2 separate regions of the Homo sapiens genome follow, and region 1 is linked to region 2. Evidence: read pairs that join two places in POLR2A ChIA-PET (ENCODE). Cell type or tissue: GM12878. All regions are shown on one strand. Each heading gives the region's core, and the rest is flanking DNA. Links, peaks and the distances in the headings are about the cores only.

Region 1 (5,384 bases), core at 164-5,163, 900 kb after region 2:
AATGGTTCTTATCCCTCTATGTACAATGCTTACAATAATATTCCGCTTTTAGTATTAAGTTGCATCAGGATATATTTTATCTGAAAATACAATTTTATAAAGCTCATTTTCTACCCTTTAGAACTTGAGAAGTACTAAAGCAATGTTATAAATCTAGGTTTTAGACTATGGTATACCTGGTTGCTTCCAGCCAAGCTTTATTCTGAAATTAAAAATTACCTTTAATAGCTAATACCTTATAGGGAAGAAATTGACCAATTTTTTTTTATCTTTTTAAATCTTTTTGACCAATTTTTGAGTCAGCTTTTACTTAAACTTTGATGTGCCATTTCAGATCTGTATCCTTACTAGGTAGATTATTAATTAATAAATCCAGTTAATTCTTGTTACATATGGTAGTTATGTTCTATGTAGTCAACTCAAACACTGAATCAATGAATACTGAACCATTGCTTGTAGGGGAAATACAGGGTTAGGTTTCTTTGAGCCCCAGGTCTCATCTTCATCAACTGATCAATACATAACCTTGTTTTGTGTGTGATTCTGTTTAAAGATACCTTATTTAATGTCTGTTGTTGATTCATTAACATCGAACTCAGGGCCAACAGCATTATAACTCATGCCTGAATGAAGCTTATCTAAAGCACATATTTTCTCTTTAAGACCCATCACTGTCTTCTTGCAGTTAGGAACACTAGACAGCACTTTAGCACTATGCTTGGGGCCATTTTAAATAGCGAAGTCACCAACAGAAGCACAATTATGCAAAACAAACAAACAAACAAACAAAAAACCCAAAAAACTCATAGCATTAAACAGACTGCAAGAAATACACTTGTTTATACTATGAGAGCTTGAAACAAGGCCGTGTCACCTGGCTGGAGCTCAGCTGGAAACGTGTTAGAGGCTACTCAGATTTTTACCACTCTGGCTACACATGTCTGCAAATGACTGCAAAAGCAGGGGAAGTATTGGTTTTTGTGTTACAAATAAATGTTAGCAAGTAGGTGTATGGAATCTGAATAATGACAATGAATTGTACATGTATGTATATGTACAATACATTCTACTTACATAAGGGATAATAATTTCTTAGTTCAACTCAGACCTAACTGTATAGCAGACTAAACTGTTGTCTAAAGTCAGGTGCAAGTGGTGAAATGCAAGACCATGAAGTATAAAATCTTTTAGTTTATTGTTGAAGGAATGACTAATTAGCATGCATGATTACCTTATGCTTTTCTCATACCAACTTAACACAAAGAAACAATAATATTAACCCTACTTTTAAAATCCCATCTCTCACTCCTTTCTCCATCTTATTGATTCTTCTTTCTTGCTATTCTTCAGTGCTAAGTCCCATTTCAATTTACTATACATAGTGATCGTGCCTTTACTATACATTTGTTAAATAACTTACTCACCAGCCACTATCTATTGAGGACTCTCTATTTTTATTAAAAGAGTTATTTGTAAAAAACAACATAGTTTTTCCCCTGAGGTGGTTATAGTCTGGAGCAGGTAAGCAGTAATTATACTATGTTGGTAAATGTTTCAGAAAACCATAGAGAAGGCACTATGAAGGCCACGAAAGAGAAATGTGAAAGTTAGTTCAGGGGTGGAAGGAAAGAGGGAGAGGCAACTATAGGAAGCATCATTTTTTGTTTTGTCTTCTTTAATTCTGAAGCTTTTCTTCCTTGAGACATTTTGACTGAGTTTACAAGAAGTATCTTAGTGAGTCAGATCATAGTTTAGTTTTTACTTAGTTCCCCTTTTAATTTTGAGGACACTGTTGAGTGTGAAGAGACTTGAAATTATTTTGCAGACATTTGAGGAATTACCTGAACAGTGGCTGCCAATAGAAGCACTCCTGAGCTTGAGTGCCTTATGTATAATCAGGTAGTAAAGAGAGGATTGGTGGGGAATGAGAATTCTGCTCTTTGCCTTTCCTCTTGGGATGTGAGACTTTTAATAATCTTGAAAAATGTCATGAATAGCCACAGAAACTCTTAGTTCCTTTTCTTTAAATGTAAAAACCATTATCCACAAGGTATACTTTTCTTCCTGGTTTAATTCAGCAGTTTTTCCAATTGTACCTAGGTTTTTTACTTACAGATTTTAATGTAATTCTTATATGAGTTATTTTTTAATATACATCTGCAGGTCACTAATAAGGGGATTGTATCTTCGTTTGGCCTAAGTCCAGCAATCTGAAAGTTGGAAGGTAAGAAGCACTTCGCACCATATTCACAAGTTCTGTTTTTGATCAGAGTTGACATTATTGAGTCAGAATCCAGAAAGCAACCTCACTTGTGACACTGATAGGAGTCCAAGGGAACAGAAAAAAAAAAATGTATCAAGAAGAAGAATGAAAAAATTTTCAGAGTCTTTTGAGCTGCTCTTGCTTATTAGAGCAGGGATCAAGGATTCTTGTTTGTTTTGAATTCATAATCTGACTTTAAAAAAAAATATGTTGGGAGTCTTCTTTTTTTTTTGAGACAGAGTCTCACTTTTTCATCCAGGCTGGAGTGCAGTGGCGCAATCTCGGCTCACTGCAACCTCCGTCTCCCGAGTTCAAACGATTCTCATGCCTCAGCCTCCCTGAGTAGCTGGGATTAATTACAGGCGCCTGCCACCATGCCCGGCTAATTTTTCTATTTTTAGTAGAGACAAGGTTTCGCTATGTTGGCCAGGCTGGTTTCGAACTCCCGACTTCAGGTGATCCGCCCGCCATGGCCTCCCAAAGTGCTGGGATTACAGGCGTGAGCCACTGCACCTGGCCAGGAGCCTTCTAAATGCAAATACATGTTGTTCAAGTAACACCTTAGATTAATTTTTTCATCTTTGCCCCATAAAAGATCTAAGCTCACATATTAACTTGTGATTCATGACCCAGAGATCTCTGTAGTTTTATCTGAGCTTCCTTTTGAAGTTGCAGTGGTATCCCCAGATGTATAATTGTACTGATAAGGTGAGATAAGTTTGTGATGGGTTTTATACATATAGATGCATTGCATTAAGTAATGCCATTGTTTGACTTGTTTTTATGTACAAAGCCCATCAAAACTATACATTTGAGGAAGAAAACACATTATAATATAAATCTAATAAAAGGAGCTATAACATCAACGTTCAGAGAGGGTGCTATCTCATTTAAATTCATCCAGATTGGTGGCCTCTCTGAGAACTATCGAAACCTAGTAGATACAACCTAATGTTTATTTTGGTCCTTATAATTGCATTTTTCAAAACTAAACTATAAATTTTTTATTTTTTTTTCCATAACATTTGGTTTGGGATTTTGAGTTCTTTGTTTGAACTGTTGTAACACAAGCCTCAGGAATAGTGTTCAAGTATCTGTCTTTTATCTTAGAATTAGAAAACATAATTAACTATTAACTATTATTATTAATTTAATGTAGAGGTAGAGATTTCATCATCTTACTTCTAGCTATCTGTGTCACAAATGTTGGTTTGTATATATATTTTTTAAAAGGCACTAGACTTAGAAATGCCAAAGTAATTAATTTTCTTTATTTTCAGAAACAATTTAGTGTTCATGGTACGAAGTGTTTCTAAATTGAAACACTTTCAGATTAATGGATTTAAGATAACTGGTTGCTCTTTTCTATAAGTAGTAATAATGAGATATGGCTTCAGCTACATATCAGATACCAGATCTCACTTCCTGTTCCTTTATTTCATTCATCCATTCATTCAGCAAATATTTGCTGAGCACTAAAATGCTCCAGACACAGTGCATGAACCCTGAAGATATAGGCAAATTGCATAACCCAAGCAAAGGGCCAGAGATGAGCAACAGCATGGTACATACCCCAAACTAAGAACTTCACTATGGCTAGGATATATAATTTAGAAGAAAGAAGGTTAGGTTGGGGTAGGAGGAAGCATAATAAATTATGAATTTAGAGATGTAATCAAATTATGAAGGGTCATGAAAGCCTTGTACAAGATTTTGAGTTTGATCTCCATAGAGTCATATAATTAGATTAATTTTAGAAAGCTCATAGTGTCTGCAGTGTGGAGAGTAGATTAGAAGGAAGCAGGCCTGGAAGCAGGGAGATCATTTGGGAGACTTTTCCAGGACAGAGAAAATGGTGGTCTAAACTGGGATGGTTGCAAGGGGGATGAAAAGAAGTAGATATTTAAGAGAAAATTTAAGAATACTTATTTAGTTCAGACGTTCCTGAAAGAATGAGCCTAACCATATTCTTGATCATCTAAGGAAGGTCTATTCCTTCTCAAGGACAGCTAAGTAAACTAATAATTGATTCTAAGTGATGTAATTGAACAGTTCAAAGCAGTTATTCGTCATTAGAAATTATTGATACTGGTCAGATAATACCTACTGAGAGCTAGTCCCATTAATTTTCATCATAATTATAATCATAGCATTTAAGCCATATTATTTCTCAGCATTTCCTATGTTCCAGTTTTATAGCACTGAATATTTTAAATGGTTTATATTACTTAATACTCACAGTAGCTTTACAGGTAGATATTATTGTTATTTCCATTTTACAGGTGGAGACCAAGGCTTAGAGAAGTTAAGTACTTTGCCTAAAGTTACACAGGTTGTAAATGGTAAAGCTATTATTGGAACCTAGTGACTTTTTAGTTACTGGCCCAGCTGGGATTAGAACCCAGCTCTATCCTGTATTATTATTTCCAAGACTTTTATTTTTGTTGGGGTTAATTGCTAATATTCTGTACAACTTCGTTTTAGCCCAGTCTTGCATATAATCATATTTTCTGCATAAATAAGATAAGCTAGAGTTTGAGTGAGCACATAGTGAAGAATATTGACTATTTGTTTTTTTCTTTCCAATTAGTTAGGGTAAAGCAAGTGTAAAGGGAAGTGGATGGTAAGGCATTTTGAGGAGGCAATCAAATATGTTTTTTTCTAATTATATATTTCCAAGCCAATAATTTCTTTGAAGAAGAATGTTTTAAGCGTGTTTCTTTACCATGTTAGGCCAGTAGGTACAGAGAAAATAATATTAGCTCTTTATGTCAGCATAGGTAACAAAGCCTTAAAAAATTCACAGCTGAATGCAACAGTGAAGGCCGTTGACAAGAGAGGTTGCATTACTTCAACCAGGGCTACTGCAGTGAACCAAAAAAAGAACTGAGTTCTAGGCTTCCATCTCCAGGCTACATCTTAACTGACTAAGAGGGCAGTTTAGCTGTCCAGGAAGAACTCGATTGCTAACTCTCACTGATAATTTTGCAACAGTGACAATAAAGAATGAATTTTAAAAAGAAAAACTTGTCTCCCTGAACTATTGAACTCCAGAAAAAGTAGTACTTACAGTCTTTGCTTTAAGAGAAACCAGTTAAAAAAAAAAAAAAAAAGCCGTGCA
Region 2 (5,384 bases), core at 167-5,166:
TCAATCTCTTGACCTCGTGATCCGCCTGCCTTAGCCTCCCAAAGTGCTGGGATTACAGGCATAAGCCACCGCGCCCGGCCTTTTTTTTTTTTTTTAGATGGAGTCTTGCTCTGTGGCCCAGGCTGGAGTGTAATGGCGCAATCTCAGCTCACTGCAACCTCCGCCTCTTGGGTTCACGCAACTCACCTGTCTCAGCCTCCTGAGTAGCTGGGATTACAGGCGCCTGCCACCACGCCTGGCTAATTTTTTGTATTTTTAGTAGAGACGGGATTTCACCATGTTGGCCAGGCTGGTCTCAAACTCCTGACCTCAGGTGATCCACTGCCTCCGCCTCCCAAAGTGCTGGGATTACAGGCGTGAGCCACTGCACCTGGCTCAAGCACCTAAACTTTGGATCAGGCTTTATACCTAGAAAAAAAGAGTAAGACAGAGAAAAGAGGAAGAGTTCTAAAGCTCTTAAACTGGAAAAATAGGATTCCTCTATGATTTGCAGTAGTAGTCTGCCTTGACTGCACATTTTAATCAACGGAGGAACTTGAAAATCTTGATGCCTGGGTTGAAGTCCCTAAAAGTCTAGTTAATTGACTGGGGTGGACTTAGTTTTAAGTTCCTCAGATGATTTTAAATGTACAGCCAGGATCAGCACCCCTCACTGAAAGAAACTGGTAGTACTCAGACTGAAGAAGGGAAGACTTAGGGATATCAAATCTCAAGGGATTTCAAAGATTTCAGGGACTTACTTTCTATATAGCCAAGGAGCCACAGTTTGACTCAATATAAAAATAATTTTCTAAAAATTTAGAAGATTAAAAAAAAAAAAGAAACCAAACAACTCACTCTCTTTCAAGGTTGTGAGAGATCACACCTCACTGGCCTCCCTGGAAGAACCTGTGTACTCACAAGGCGCAGTCTGTCCCAAAAGATGCAGTGGGGCTTCCTGAATATGGTGGCAGGGTGAGCTAGATGGCCTGGCAGCCCACTTCCAGTTCTGCCATTACATCATGCTCTCCACCGATGGAGCCTCCAAAAATTGTTTTTCTTCCCTAAATTCCACTATGTTAGTTAGATATTTGTTTACTCACCCCCTGCATCAAAATCACCTGATAGGCTTATTAATATGCTTGTTACTTGGTTCCATATTAGATCTACTGGGTGAATAGTAGGCAATTCTTTTTTACACTCAAGTTTGAGAACTTCTGCCCTAGACTATGATGGTCTAACCACAATGCACTTGACCAGGCTTCCCTTCTGGTTACTCAGCGTCATGAACTAGCTAGAGAGGAATGAAAAATGTCCATCCTACCTTTCCTACTCCAAAAAGAATGACCTGATTTCACTGCAGGCTCAGAATTCTATTTTATGTCCCCTTCTCATTTTATAATACCTTTACTAACTTCATCACTGCAAAGGCCATTTTTTAATCCCCATTTCACAGATAAAGAAATCAAGGCCTGGCGCGGTGGCTCACACCTGTAATCCCAGCACTTTGGGAGGCCGAGGTGGGTGGATCACGAGGTCAGGAGATCGAGACCATCCTGGCTAACATGGTGAAATCCCGTCTCTACTAAAAATACAAAACAAAATTAGCCAGGTGTGGTGGCAGACGCCTGTAGTCCCAGCTACTCTGGAGGCTGAGGCAGGAGAATGGTGTGAACCCAGGAGGCAGAGCTTGCAGTGAGCCGAGATTGCGCCACTGCACTCCAGCCTGGGCGACAGAGCGAGACTCCATCTCAACAAAAAAAAAAAAAAAGAAAAAGAAAAGAAAATAAATCAAGAGTGAGGAAAGTAAAATAACTTTGGGCTAAAGTCGAAGTGAGGCTAGCCTTTGAATCCAAAGCTTTTCAGTATAATATCCTGCCTTCTGTGCAAAGGAGTCCTGAGTTGAAGGTATGACTACCACGCCAGGCAGAAACACCAACACATGCAATGGAGCGTGGTGGCAACAAAATACAAATAAAATAACAAGGCAGCAGCTCCTCCTCCACTAGAGATAAGTTTGACCTTGAAGTAAAGCTTGAAAAACTTTAATGCAAGGCCATAGTATTTTCACGGATACTCCCTAAGAGAACGCACCTGATGTGGAGACCTGGGGGCTCACCCAGTGTGAAAGTTTCCCAGTGAGAAGCACTTTACTAATACCAGTATTGCCCAGGGTCTTTCAGATCCCCATACATTGGTGCCTAGTGCTGCTGTTCTCAGTGGTATCCCCTGGCTCTTATTCACAAGCCCACAGAATGAAGAGAACAAACCCCCTCATTTCCCTTTCCAGAAATGACTGCACTTTTCCTGCAGCTCAGCAGTGACTGGTGTGGACTTCTGACATGCTTAATGAATGTGTAGTGGCCCCTCATTCCTGACATCCCCAGCTTTGAAGGAAGTAGTTTGGGGTTCATTAGCCATTCCCCAGAGTGTGGCAAGACAAGCAACCCACCGAGTGGTTGGAGGGCAATAAACTAGCTACTATTTGTGTGTGCACAGACACAGCCAGCAAGAAACCAAGACAATTGTGTTTTGGGGTTTTCTGAAATTTGTCTTGGCACACTGGATATGGATTTTATTTCACTACCACATCCCAAACACTGCTGACGTTCAAGTCACAGCAATTTAACATAAAATGACTAAGAAATAAACAGCGCATCAGCGGTGGTTTCTGATTTTCTCTCCGGCCATCCCACCTATTACATGTAACACAGCACCAGAGCATCTGCTATGTAAAGACAGAGTCTCCGAGAGGGGGATGATATCAGACTTGACGAGCTGTTGGCAATGGTGAGTCTAATTGTGTCGGCATCAGCTTACGTGACTTGGCCTTCATCTAACTGCTATTTGAGACTGTGCGTACTGTCAGCATGAGTGTTTGGGCTCCTTCTTACACTGCGCAAAAAAAAAGTAAAATAACAGTGGTGCCGGCCCATGGTGTTTAGTTTTCTTGAACTGTGTCAGACATGGGGTTTCCAGTTTCTATTCCAAAGTTTCCATCATCCTCATAAAACCCCACCTACACGGAGACACCTATTTCACTTCAGTTCCTCTACATTCCTCATCAGGCTCAGGGTTGTGCAGGCAGTTTGTGTAGGGTGTACTGGGTGTTAGCAGTAAAAGCATTGGGTGCTGAAAGGGCAGGCCAACTGTTGATGTTAAGAGGCCAATGCCGGCCGGGTGCGGTGGCTTACGCCTATAATCCAAGCACTTTGGGAGGCCGAGGCGGGCGGATCACGAGGTCAGGAGATCGAGACCATCCTGGCTAACGCAGTGAAACCCCGTCTCTACTAAAAATACAAAAAAAAATTAGCCAGGCATGGTGGTGGGCACCTGTAATCCCAGCTACTCGGGAGGCTGAGGCAGGAGAATGGCGTTAACCCGGGAGGTGGAGCTTGCAGTGAGCCGAGATTGCGCCACTGGACTCCAGCCTGGGCGACAGAGCAAGGCTCTGTCTAAAAAAAAAAAAAAAAGAGGCCGATGCCTAACGTAGAGGAGTCTCAGAGCCCATGAGCATGAAGAGTATGGCTGCACCCACGTTTGTGGGCAGGTAAACCGTGAATGTGATATGTCCCTTCCCAATGGCCTCATCGGGGCAGGTGGTCCTCACAGCTGGAACAGGCCACTGAAGCAGCTCTTCTCTGCCATAATCTCATCCCTTAAAGCAGATAACTTTATTTTTTTCTTTTTCTCTCTCCCTTCCTATCTTTTCTACTTCCTTTGCTCCATTTTCTTTCTCTCCTCTTTTTCTCACTTCCCTTCAATCTGTGCTTTTGTTTGCTGTGATATCCAGGGAGCAAAATAGTCATCTTTTTGGTTCTTTCATGGCTTTTAATGAGGCCAGTGAGCCCATGACACAGATAACCATATACCATTCTAGAATGCAGTAAAGGCTTCAAACAAGATCAGTAGAAGGAAGCCGGCCTGTGTTGATTCCTTTAATGAATTAAACTTGGAAATTTAGGATCTCATCCTTAACCTTTTAATAGATTAGAAGCACATTTTATTTTGATCTCTTTTACAGATTAAGAAACTGAAGGGTAAAATCTTTGCAGGATGACACCAAGCATTGGCAAAATAGGACTTAAACCACACAGCCCTGGACATCCTTGCTCAGCATTGGACATTCTTGCTCATCCCTGCAAAGAAAGCACTCTTATCCCACAACAAATAAACGCCAACATTCCCCTTTCCAGAAACGAATGCACTTTCCCCTGCAGCTCTGTAATGACTAGTATGGACTTTTGACATGCTTAATGGGTGTAGCGGGTCATTATTAGCCGAAAATCTTTCTCTAATCTTTTCAAAATTATAGCAGTGATGCATGTAATGGCCAATGCATGTCTTGTACTGTGAGATTTTCTTTGTGTTTTCTGTAAGCTTCTTGCTTGTGGGCTAATTTTTCTGTAAGGGAATTGCCTAATTACTTTGAGGCACTGTGCTGATTTGTTGCTCTGCCCTAAAGCTTAAGCTAATAAGTGGCGGGGCACACCCTGCTAGGATTGCAAGCTGTTTACCAACTTAACCAAGTGGCATGGGCTGTTATTACTAGCACATTAAATTAATGGCTTGAGAGTGAATAAATACGAAGAGGAATACATGGTCTGGATTATCCAGTTTTAGAGAAGTAAAAAGCAAAGACAGCTGATGTTCAATTTCTCTGCAAGTCTTTATTGAAATTAGAAATGATAGCACACAAAGGGGTTGCCTGGCACCTACTAGGTGCTCTCTCTTATAAGCATCAAACTCTTCTTACTGCAATTTTCTTTACAAGACAAGACAAGACAGTTTCTCTCAGAACCCTTCAGTGACAGAGAACTTAGAACCCAGACAGGTGGCCCACTTCAGCCTCTGACCATTGTTCCAACAGTACAAGAGTTCTTCCCTACCTCAGGCTGACAGCTGCTTTCTACAAGAGCTACACCACATAAGTGGGTCTAGTTCAGCCACATAAGATGATCTATTCCCTTTCCACTCGATCCTACTTAGATCAAGCCAGTTTTTTGTTTGTTTGTTTGTTTGTTTGTTTTGAGACGGAGTCTTGCTCTGTCGTCCAGGCTGGAGTGCAGTGGCATGATCTCGGCTCACTGCAAGCTCCGCCTCCTGGGTTCACACCATTCTCCTGCCTCAGCCTCCTGAGTAGCTGGGACTGCAGGCACCCGCCACCATACCCGGCTATTTTATTCTTATTTTTTTAGTAGAGATGGGGTTTCACGTATTGGCCAGGATGGTCTCGATCTCTTGACCTTGTGATCCGCCCACCTTGGCCTCCCAAAGTGCTGGGATTACAGGCGTGAGCCACCGTGCCTGGCCGATCAAGCCAGTTTTTGAAGCCAGTTTTTGCATCTTCTCTTCTTCATCTCTTTTCTTCTGTAAGCAAACATCCCATCTTTCCTTTCACATTT

The links. ChIA-PET counts read pairs that join two places held together with the same protein. Peaks named below come from ENCODE experiments on the same cell type or tissue, not always from the same donor. Only the 100,000 strongest peaks of a DNase experiment are listed, where the experiment ranks them.
Region 1: POLR2A ChIA-PET joins it to region 2 with 5 read pairs; 2 of 35 experiments call an interaction of 5 or more read pairs at or near these places.

The regions. Positions count from the first base shown.
Region 1 is chr1:217,491,855-217,497,238 of GRCh38, reverse strand. All of the region lies in intron 7 of GPATCH2 (G-patch domain containing 2), which reads left to right. Among named protein-coding and RNA genes, the nearest start is that of GPATCH2, 140 kb to the left of the region's middle. In GM12878, for the core only: no CTCF peak of the experiment used is centred there; DNase peaks (open chromatin) are centred at 1,828 and 2,268.
Region 2 is chr1:218,391,978-218,397,361 of GRCh38, reverse strand. All of the region lies in intron 1 of TGFB2 (transforming growth factor beta 2), which reads right to left. Among named protein-coding and RNA genes, the nearest start is that of TGFB2-OT1, 48 kb to the left of the region's middle. In GM12878, for the core only: no CTCF peak of the experiment used is centred there; no DNase peak of the experiment used is centred there.